Regions from separate parts of the Homo sapiens genome. Here region 2 is linked to region 1. A link is an interaction called in ENCODE POLR2A ChIA-PET data of the cell type or tissue named here. Cell type or tissue: CD4-positive, alpha-beta T cell. All regions are shown on one strand. Each heading gives the region's core, and the rest is flanking DNA. Links, peaks and the distances in the headings are about the cores only. Region 1 holds the start of LOC107985787 (a long non-coding RNA gene). Region 2 overlaps SNED1 (sushi, nidogen and EGF like domains 1).

Region 1 (5,367 bases), core at 299-5,298:
CACACTGATGTAAGTAAATAAATGATGAAACATATAAATGAGGGGGAAAACAGTATTGATAGCTTTGCATCAGTGTTAAATTTCCTGCTGTGGGTGACTGTATATGCTTACATGAGAGAATATCCTTGTTGATGGGAAATACTAAAATGTTTAGGGTGCAGAGGGTCATGAGGTCTACAGCTTATTCTCATATCCTCCTGAGTTTTTGGTGATAAGGTGAAGCTAGAGCTTCTTGTCAGAGAAGTGGCCAGCCGGCCAAACCGCGTTCTCCCAGGCAGCTCCCCACAGAAACTTGGTGCATTCATTCACTGTTGACTTACTCACTACTTCATTTGTTCGTTCCTTCAGTCCAAAACCTTGATTGCACCCTTGCTCTGATTTAAGGAGACGGAAGAGCAGCAATGCGTCTTTTTTTAGTATTAAATGTATTTATTTTTGTCTGTTTTGTTCGCTGTGCTGTCAGGCTTCCGGAACAGTGCTACTCCTAGAAGCCGCTCAGTAAATAACTATTGTTCATCTTGTGATCATTGGGATGATATATCCGTAATTCCATCACCCAAAAATAAGTGCTTTTAACATTTTGGTGAAGTTCTTCCTTATCTGTTTTCAAGGGTAGGGTTTTACAAAACAGACTTCGGGTTACCATCTCATATGGGTCTCTGTGTTGCCTATTTCTTTCAATGTTACGCCACGAGCATTTACCCATGCCCTAACTTTTCTGTGAAAACATGCTTTTTCATGACAATACAAGATTCCATTCTATGGCTACACTGTGATTGGTTTAACCGGCCGCTAGTTATTGGCTCTGTGGTGTTTCAGTCTCCTGAATCGATGTGTGTCTGTCCTACACGGGCCTTCGTGCAGGCCTCCCTCTCTTTCCCTCCCTTGCAATAAACTGCCCCACGTGGGCTCACTGGATCCAAGGCAGGGAGCTTTTCAGGGCACCTTCCTTCTGTCTGCCACTGCCCAGAAGGGCATTCGCAGTTACACCCTGCCGTGGGTGAAGGCGGCCGTACCACCTGACTCACTGAGCACAGCCCGGAGGTGGCAGCTCCCCAGCTCTGACAGGTCCGGACCACGTGTGTCTCCAAAGCAGGCTTCTGTGCTGCTCCAGGGCCACCTGGGGGCGTGGCAGGAATGCAGACCACCCAGGGCAGATCCCAAGTGGGGGAACAGAGTCAGTGCCGTGACCAGGGGCTCCTGGGGCTGGCTCAGAGCCCCACCTGGGAAGCACAGCCCCTCCCTCCGAGGGCTGCTCGTGGTGACCCGGGGCACTCCTAACTAACCTACTCTGCAGGCTCCAGTCTCCTCCTGCCTCCTATTCACCACGAAGGGGTGGCCAGGACAAGCTGCCCCCACAGGGTCCCACCTGATAGCACTCCTTGCACTCCTTCTGTCCATGGGCTTCTAGGCCAGACAGGGTGTCCTGGTGTTCTGACTGGTGGTGGGGGTGGAAGCTCTGGGCAGATCCAAGGGCAAGACAGGCTGGAAGGGTCGGGGCCTGGTCACACTGCCGTCTGTCTGCGACCAGGCAGGTGGGACACCCCATACATCATCTACGGGGACCAGCCTCAACACCTAGGTGCCTTGGCATCCATTCTCTTGTTCTTTGCAAAGCAGGGCAAGTCATTCATTCAGCCAGCAGGTGTCAGTTATTAGACACCACTGTGTGCAGCCCCTGCCCTGCTCCCGTGGTGCCCGGGGCTCAGCACATGCTGAAGTCGCCTCTGGGCTCTGCGGGCCAGTCAGGGAGCACCAAGTGGGAGCAGGACTGTGGCCAGCCCAGGCCCCTGACCCCAATGCCTCCACACAGGAGGGCAGCCCAGGATCACACTGTCCTCTGAGCTTGTCCAGGAGCTTGTCAAGGGTCAGGCACGGCCTCTTGGGCCCTCAAACCCATCTTTCAGCAAACATTTCCTGCCATCAGCTCTGGGGTGGGTTGGAGGCGGCAAAGTGGAGCAGGCAAGGCAGCCTTGGAGGCTCACTGGGGGCAGGACATGGGGATGGAGCTTGGGTCCTGAAGGAGTGACGGGGGTGCCCATGAGTAAGACTCTCAGGTATGTGGGGAGTGGGGGACAGACCAGGTTTGCATCTCAAGATTGCATCTCTGATGGTGGTGGCTGGAGGTGACAGTGGCCCAGTGGCCACTGCAGAGATGCAGGGTGACTGTGAGGAGGCCCCTCCCTCTGAGGTGTGGACAGGCTGAAGGCAGCAAGATCTCAAGAGCCCAGGAGGCAGCAGCCCAGGCTGGAGATGGATGGAAAGGGCAGGTGTGGACACCCAGACAGTGTGGGGCCACTGCCTCCAGGCCAGGCACACCCTGGGGCCTCTAGGGGATTGGGCTGTGGCCCTGCTGACCATAGGGACTGGTGGAGCACCTGGCCAAAGTGGGAAGCAAGTGAGGCAAGGAGCAGGCGGCAGGAGCTGCTGTCAACACAAGGAAGCAGAGGGGCTGGTGGAGAGGGAGAGGCTGTGAGGGCAGCAAGAGGGACAGGGCATGAGAAAGGGCACGGGGGCTGGGGGCATGGCCCCATGGGGACAGGGAAGCCACAGGGAGACCCAGCACCTCAGTCTGCAGGAGAGAGAGGACATGGCATCAACACTCTCCTGGGAGCCCCTCCCTTACCCCTCCCCTGTCCGGGGGCGCTGAATGCAGCTCAGATGTCCCCTCCTCCAGGAAGTCACCCTGGCTCTCCCTGGTGGTAGCTCTCTTCCCTCCCACTGGAACAACCCCTTGGGTGACTGCTTCTGTCCCATGTGTGTTTCCCCGGAGGCGTCCCATGTGTGTTTCCCCGGAGGCCTAGCCCAGTATTGCCGTCGGTGGCTGGGCCAGGGGCCAGCCTCCTTCCCTTCAGGGCTGGCGTGAGGCCGCTCAGCAGGAGACCATCCCCTTCAGCCCCGGAGGCCCTGCCCATCCCCCGGCCCAGGACGCCAGCCCCCGCTGTGCCTGTGGGAGGAATCCTAATTGCCCAGAAAGCTGCCAGGAAATAAAAGACATGCCTGCATTTTTCAAAACAAGCTTCTAAAACACCTCGAGGCTGTGCTGTTTCACTCTTGGCAGAGGAGTCAAAGCAGGGAACCGCAGAGCCGCCCTTTGTGATCTAACGTTTGCGGAGCCAGGGTGCTGCTTCCTGGCTCCTGGGGCCCTCGGAAGTCTCTTGGGTCCCTGGCTCCCCTCCAGGCCCACCCTGCCCTGCTCAGAGCAGCCCCTTGGCTCAGGTCCGGGGGAGCAGGCTGTTGCATATCGGCACTTTCAGCCCGAGGTCACCTCCTGGAGGCTCCCCAGACGCTTCAGCTCTTTCCTGCTTTCATCCAAGTCGGAAATGCCACTGGAGCACGTCTCTGTGCTTCCTCCTGAGCCAGCAGAGGGTCAGCCCCGTCCTGCAGGAAAGGCAGGAGAGCCCTGAGTGCCCCTGGCCAGCCCCGCCCCCAATGGAGGAGGGCGAGGAGCCTCCTCCAAGTCCCCAAGTCACTGCAGCTCCAGGTTCCATGTGGCCTGGGGCCTCCCCAGTTAGCAGCTGACCAGCAGCCCAAGAATCTCAGCCTGCTCAGAGGGGTCAGAGCATCCCCTCCATGGCAAGGCCACCGTGAGGCTGGCTGGCCTTGACCACAGCCTGAGAGAGGAGGGTGAGGGCGGGGCGTGGGGCACTCACCGGGGTGCCTAAGGTGCTCAGCTGTGTCCAACGCAGAGCTTTTTCCAGGCGGCCTGTGTGTGAGCCCCTCCCAGGACCTTTGTCACCTACCTGGGACTGTAACATCCAGGTGGCAATCTTGTTTTTCTCAGCAGCTGGTGCTTGGCTGGGAGGAGAGCGATGCCAGCACTGATCCAGGGCCTGGGCTTCAGGCTGCAGGCAGAGCCGGGACCCCAAAGGAGACCAGACGGTGGCCACGGGGAGGCCCTGGACGATGGGATCCACAGGGAGAGACTGGAGTTCTGGGGGATGCAGCCAGGGCCTGCCGCAGCATCTCTACCCTGCAGACCCAGAACAAGCACACTGCCCTCCCTCCCTGCCTGGGGGTGGCAGGTCTCCTGGGTCTCCTGGGTCTCCTGGGGGTGGCAGGTCTCCTGGGTCTCCTGGGGGTGGCAGGTCTCCTGGTTCTCCTGGGTCTCCTGGGGGTGGCAGGTCTCCTGGGTCTCCTGGGTCTCCTGGGGGTGGCAGGTCTCCTGGGTCTCCTGGGTCTCCTGGGGGTTGCAGGTCTCCTGGGTCTCCTGGGGGTGGCAGGTCTCCTGGGTCTCCTGGGTTTCCTGGGGGTGGCAGGTCTCCTGGGTCTCCTGGCACATGGAGTGGTTACATTTCTACAAGTGTCCCAGTGGCGCTGGGCAGGACTGCCAGGCTGGCCTCAGGCCCCAGACCCCAGCAGACAAACACTGGCCCTCAGCAGGTGTCTGAGGTGCCAGCGCTGGGCAGCCTGCTGGCATTCCCGCCCCCGAAGTCAGGACGAGGGACTAAACCCGCACTGTTCCTCTACGAGTGCTCAGGTCCACACCTAGCCATGAACAGGGGCGTCGGCTGGGAGACAGGCTAATCCTTTCCCCTTGTTTTCCACATCTCTATGACATGTTTTACAAGGTGCTATAGCAAGTAGGCAAATAACAATAATAGAATTGTCACTTTTTGGGAAGTAGCGTTTTCCCAGCCCTGAAGAAGGAGAGGGACCCCAGTGCTGGGGAGAGAGGGGTTGCCACATGGCTCCCTGCCCTGCTTCTAGCTCCTGGGCCCTCTGGCCTGGGCCTTGCCCACTAGCCCCCTTCCACCAGACGTTGGGACGTCCACATCTGGAGAAAGGAAGTCCCGCGGGCCTCTGCCCTGCACTGCGGTGCTGGCGCTGCCCTGTCCTGGCTGCCCTGTCCTGGCAGGGGACAGGGCCGGCTTGTTCTGCCTCCTCCCTGGCTCAGCCCCCAGCGGGGAGGGCAGCAGCTCTCTGGGGTGGGGAGAGAGGAAAGCTGGAGCGGGGCAGGCGGCGGGTGGGCCCGAGGCCTCTGCACACCGCACACCTGCAAGCTAGGCTCCCACTTCAAAGGCCGACAGAAAACTCAGGGCAGCGGCTCAGGAGCCAAGCAGGGAGTGGGGCCAGCTAAGGAAGAGCATGGGGGGTGCGGCGAGGGGCAGAGCAGGGAGGTCCCCCACACCAGGCAGGTGGCCCAGCCCCAGGGACCTCGGCCACAGCGGCCTCCTGCCCCCAGATGCTTCTCCCCCAACCCAGAGGTACCACTTGTCACTTCTAACCCTTAGCTCTTTTTTCCAAAACACATGCCAAAAAGGGTACAAAACATAAACGTGCAAAAAAAGATCAAACGTAACGCAAACCCTGGTGGGCCCACTGCCAGGCCGAGAGCAGACGCTGCCACCGCCCCACCCTGCATCG
Region 2 (5,367 bases), core at 251-5,250, 85 kb after region 1:
TGAACCCTGTTCTATGAGATCACCTAGGCTTCAGCCTTAAACAGTGGAAGCCATCCCCTGAATGACAAGTCACAAGGGTATCAAAGAAAGACCCCTGAATTTTCATGGAAAAAGCTATTCAGACCCCTGCTTGGAAAGCTAAGGCACACTGCCACGAAGCAGCAAGGACGCCTTACAAGTCTCAGTGCAACAGAGATGGACACCTGGGCTGGGCTGGACAATGTTTAAGGTTCCTTTTAGTCCATGACTCAAGTGATACTGTTTTAGGCTATCAGGTAGTAAACACGATCTTAGACATCCCCATCTTTGTAAGCAGAACAGTACGGCACTTCACCACATCTGCTTCCCACCATGCTTCTAAGCAGCTGTCTTCCCCCTGCTAATGTTACAACCAAAGCAGCCACCCCACCTCCTCTCGTGTTGAGCCTCACGACCGCTGACCCAGCTGGAAAGCCAGCGCCCTGCCGCGTCACCCTGACTCTGCTCAGAGCCAGCATTCCAGCCACAAAGAGGGCCTCCTTCCTTTCCTCTTTCATAAAAATGTTTTTTGAAGAGTTAGAGTATATTTTAGGCTTTTTATCTTTATTAAAATTTCATGTGCATGTGTCTGTGTATTCTGCAATTTGTCATTTTCAGAAAGAAGGAACAGGCAATTCGCGAAGTTTCACCTGTACTCCCGAGCTGTTCCCCAGGCTCCAGACCCACTTGAGAGCAGAAGGTGGAGCTCAATGAAGGGTCTCGAGCTCAGCGAAGGGTCACTGGGTGAACTGAGAGAAACCACGTTCACAAACGCGTACTGCGGACTTCCTGCCGCCCTGGGACCTGTCACTGTTTGTCCATGTAAGCTACAGCATTACTAGCAGATGCTAAGATCGAGTGATATCACTGGAAAAGTAGGTGAATCCTACTAGGAAACTTTCTACTCCCTACTAGGACCTCAAGCCCCTCAGCCACACAGCAAATGCTAATATGCTCCAGTGTTAGCTTAGAAGCCTTGTGTCAACAAGAACTGGCTCCTGAGTCCCAAGCTTGGTGCCACACAGCAAATGCTAATATGCTCCAGTGTTAGCTTAGAAGCCTTGTGTCAACAAGAACTGGCTCCTGAGTCCCAAGCTTGGTGCCACACAGCAAATGCTAATATGCTCCAGTGTTAGCTTAGAAGCCTTGTGTCAACAAGAACTGGCTCCTGAGTCCCAAGTGCTGTCACAGGACTTGCCCATTGGGATGTTTTCCACATTAAATATCAAGTAAAAAGACTTCCTGGTGCTCAGGAATTACAGTTCGTTCTTGAAACATTCCAAAGAGGCCACCACAGCTTTTCCCATGTGGCTTCTTTTAAAAACTCAAATGGCTTCCTTGAAAATACTCAAAGTCCACCCAAGGAAATTAGTAATAATAGAATCAGAAAACTGTCAGGAGCATAAAGATTTCTGTATCAAAATGAAAGAAGCAATCCTGAGTTGCTGAATTACCCATCTGCTAATGAAACCGGGATGGACTGATCATCTAACCAAGTGCAGACTGAGGATTCTACTTAGTCCTCCGACTGGGTACAACAACAGCCTAGGTTCTAGGGAGGGTGGCAGTGACCGGGATGCCACAATGGAAGAGAAAATGAAAACACTGGCACAGTGAAATGTCTCATTTCCAAACAGTTTTGCCTATGGCCAAGCAAGGCAATAAAGACAAACTCTCCCTTTTCCCCATTGCGTGTGGGCTGCCAGGTACAAGTAAGGGAATCTTTGCTGTGCCCACTGTCCTCCAGTAGAGAACCCAACAGGCAAGGGCCCCACTCAGGTATCAGCTCACCTCCTGCACCTCCCCTTAGCAGGAACTCCTTCCACTGGCAAAGGACTGCCACTGCCATCTGACTCAACTGTGGCGATGTGGACGGAGTCACCGAGCTGCTTTTCTTTTGCAAAACAAAAGTCTTTTTCTTTGCAGTCACGCTGTAAGACGAGGCTGCTGGAGAAAACAAAAGCACCTAGATTTCAGTGCTGAATCCCCACAATTGCATGCAGCTCACACCTACCAGGGGTATTCCAGTGCATAGGGGAAAGGAACCCGGCTGAAAAACCAGCTCCTTATTTTTCTTTTAAATAAAATAATACGATCCTAAGTCCATTTACCATCTGAAGTTGTCACGAGTGAACAGTCACATTACTGTTGTGGACCAGGCCTTAGATGAGTTTCTCAGGCTCAGCACTGACATTCTGGGCCGGATCATCCTCTCTTGTGGGACCATCCTGTGCACTGCAGGATGTTTCACAGCACCCCTGGCCTCTACCCACTAGAATCCTACAATCTACCAGATCCTAGGATCTAGTTGATCCTAGAATGCTACCAAGGAGACTTGAATTTTGGTCCCATCATCAAAAATGCCTTCTGCATCAATCCTATGCCAGTTTCCCCTAAAAGAGGGCTAACTGGAATGTTCTAGGATGTACCAATCCTCCAGGACCCTCTTAGAGCTCATGCCATCAGAGACAGGCCTCTATCTCAGGGATCACCCCGGCTGACATCAAATTCCTCTTCTCTTTTCCCAACATTTCAAATTGTTCTTCGGACTCATTGAGTTCCCTAAGGTGACACGCCCCCCCCCCCCCCCACACCCACCTTGGGGGGTCACGGATTGCTCCCTGTGGCCCTGGCTTCAGCCCACCTGCTCCATGACCCTATGCTCTTCTCCTCTGGTTCTCGAAGCTGTCTGTAACCAGGGCAGGGGAGATAACTGTATGGGACCATTCCCTGGCCTCCACCTGCCCCAGCACTCTCCAGGCCAGCACAGTCTGGCACTACAGACTACAGGGCCGGAGACACCAGGCTTGGAAGTGACCACTGGCCAAGAGCTGACATAAAAGCCAACTTCCCCAAACAGGAAGGGCCTGTTCTTCACAAAGATAAAGAAAACTGCCAGCATTTTGCTGGCCTTAAGAAGCCATGCAAAATTAACCAGTACATCATGAATTAACTTCTTTTACTCTGCTGTGCACTGAATACCATTATGAAGCAATATACTTTTGGATTAAAAATAAGCATTTTTGTGGAAAATCTGCTACATGTTTTCATAAAATAAAGTGCTATGATGTACTAAAACCTCACATTGCCTTCTCGTAATTTTATTTTTATCACAAGAAGGAAATACATAGTGATTCCTGAACCGGAAGAATGAACCCCATCTTCCAACTGTCACGGAATTATCACCAACATATTCAAAAGAGAAAAAAATAAAACCAATTGTTGATATATTGAGTCCCCTTGATGTGAATAGCTCAACATAAGTATCTTATTCAGGATGGGACAGGGCCCTCCCCACAGACACGTGACAACAGATCAAACATGCATTTCCTGTTTCCTGTTTGGTTTGATCTGTCTGCCTCTCAGGTGACTTATAATTTTTTTCATCAAGAGACCAGTTTTAGAATAAAAAATAACTTGAGAAGATTCAAGTAAAGGACCCAAAAGCTTTAAGAGAATGAAAAGCTTCCTTGATATCTCTGGGCCCTTTCGCTCTAGTCCTTCCATCACAGCTATTCCTCCTCGTCGTCGTCCTCATCCTCATCATTGTCCTCCGCCTCGTCGTCGTCCTCATCATCGTCATCCTCATCATTGTCATCCTCATCATTGTCCTCCTCATCATCGTCATCCTCATCCTCATCCAGACTTGCCCTTTTGTCATCAGATGTGCTGCTCTCAGACTCCTCCTCCTCCCGAGCCAGGAGCTTCTTAAAAACTTGAAACTCCTCAACAGAAGTACAGGCTGTCCTGGCCAAAAACTCAGCTTCTGAAACTCTGAGAATGTCCTTGAGCAATGGGTTAGGGATCTGTGTCTGCCCCTTCTTATCAGGGGTTTGGTACCGTCCCAGGCGCTCCAGGTAAATGTGTCTCTGCTTAATCTTGGTTAGTGAATACTGCAAGTACTCACTCTTTACAATGTCTGGATGCTTAATTCCCATCCTGAAGTATGCATACTGGAAGACACAAACACACTTAGGAGTCCCAGATACAGAGTATTGAAACCTATCATTCTATAAACCATAAAAACTTAAGTTGTACAAAAGGATTCAAAAAGAATTGCCTAATTGACAACAGCGAATACCCAGTCTAGGATACTGACATTTGTGTGACAGCCAGCAGTTTCAAAACACTTTCAAATTCATCCTGAGAAACATGGAGCAGGAAATAAAGGGGTGGGAGGGAAAAGGGGCAGGAGGGAGAAGGGGCAGAAGGAAGAGGTGGTATTTTTCTTTAAATGGGGAAGGAAAAGGATGAATATGGAAAGAATAGGCAAAACATTCAGAAAACATCTAGAAATTCGACCTAAGTTGTCATAATTATTACCAAAAAATCGGACAACTGTTAAAATTACATTTTCAAAATCAACATGCAAAATAGATTCTAAGGACAGGAAGGTTTCAGCTATTTTAAAATTAGCTATTTCAGAGTCCCCACTTAGACTCTAAGAATAGGACTGGATCATTCATTATTAATGGCAGAAAAGTTGAAGAATAGGTTTGATCTGTAGTAAAGAAATTAAAGATTTCTCTTTGGCTGATGTATGCAGAGAATCTAGTCTTTCACTTCCTCCACTCAAATATGAGGTGTCCGAGGCTTCTTATCCATATAACTGACCTTCACTACATTTGAAAAACCTGAGAAACTTGCTGTTACTACACTAATCACGGTACCAGTCATTCTCACCTGAAACTACGCTAATCCCATTACCAGTCATTCTCACCTGAAACTACGCTAATCACGCTATCAGTCATTCTCACCTGAAACTTGTATTCCAGTTGACCCAGGTCCTCTCGAAGAACAGAGGGGCAACTGTGCAAAATCTTGGTGACTTGCTGTACCGTGAAAAGGCACTTCTCCTTGAGAAGCCTGACAGTGTCGTTAATGTCCTGCTGGCGCATGGTGAAAATTTCAGGGCAACAGTAAAGCACCCTCTTTAATTTCCCTGCAGAACATTCAAAAAAGGCAAGCATATAATTTCAGGATACTCCAGAAACTCAAGGAGCTAGCTGCACCCAATTTAAGTCCACATTTAAAAACAAACAAGGATCCTCTCCTTCCACAGAGCAAGTGGCAATTTCAGATCTATCTTCCCAGAAGCACCATGGAAATGATACATCTCCCCACTGACTTCCTGACACTCCTCAGACTCACCATCCTTCCCTCCCTATATTCCTGCTTTATTCTGGCCTCCCACCTGAAAGGTGCCAACTTTGTATTTTGGGTCTCCTCTTGCCCTCCTCACTTGGAAAAGAATTTCCCAGGCATTTACTGGAAAGATCAGAGAGTAATATGGGAGAGTAGTTTCCTCCATATTGCTGGTTTGGGTTGATGTTTCCTTCTATAATAAAA

The links. ChIA-PET counts read pairs that join two places held together with the same protein. Peaks named below come from ENCODE experiments on the same cell type or tissue, not always from the same donor. Only the 100,000 strongest peaks of a DNase experiment are listed, where the experiment ranks them.
Region 2: POLR2A ChIA-PET joins it to region 1 with 6 read pairs; 7 of 35 experiments call an interaction of 5 or more read pairs at or near these places.

Annotation. Positions count from the first base shown.
Region 1 is chr2:241,007,044-241,012,410 of GRCh38, forward strand. All of the region lies in intron 1 of SNED1 (sushi, nidogen and EGF like domains 1), which reads left to right. LOC107985787 (a long non-coding RNA gene) reads right to left here and starts at 4,902. Exons shown (of 2, transcript XR_001739175.3): 1 at 3,744-4,902; 2 at 409-3,381. RefSeq lists enhancers at 3,085-3,690, 3,691-4,294. In CD4-positive, alpha-beta T cell, for the core only: no CTCF peak of the experiment used is centred there; a DNase peak (open chromatin) is centred at 3,088; H3K4me3 peaks cover 1,719 bases; H3K27ac peaks cover 1,479 bases; H3K27me3 peaks cover 283 bases.
Region 2 is chr2:241,092,468-241,097,834 of GRCh38, forward strand. It overlaps SNED1 (sushi, nidogen and EGF like domains 1), which reads left to right. Exons shown (of 32, transcript NM_001080437.3): 32 at 1-3,101. It overlaps MTERF4 (mitochondrial transcription termination factor 4), which reads right to left. Exons shown (of 4, transcript NM_182501.4): 3 at 4,776-4,960; 4 at 3,104-3,971. The coding sequence ends at 3,531. Among named protein-coding and RNA genes, the nearest start is that of MTERF4, 7.1 kb to the right of the region's middle. In CD4-positive, alpha-beta T cell, for the core only: no CTCF peak of the experiment used is centred there; a DNase peak (open chromatin) is centred at 3,334; H3K27ac peaks cover 2,140 bases.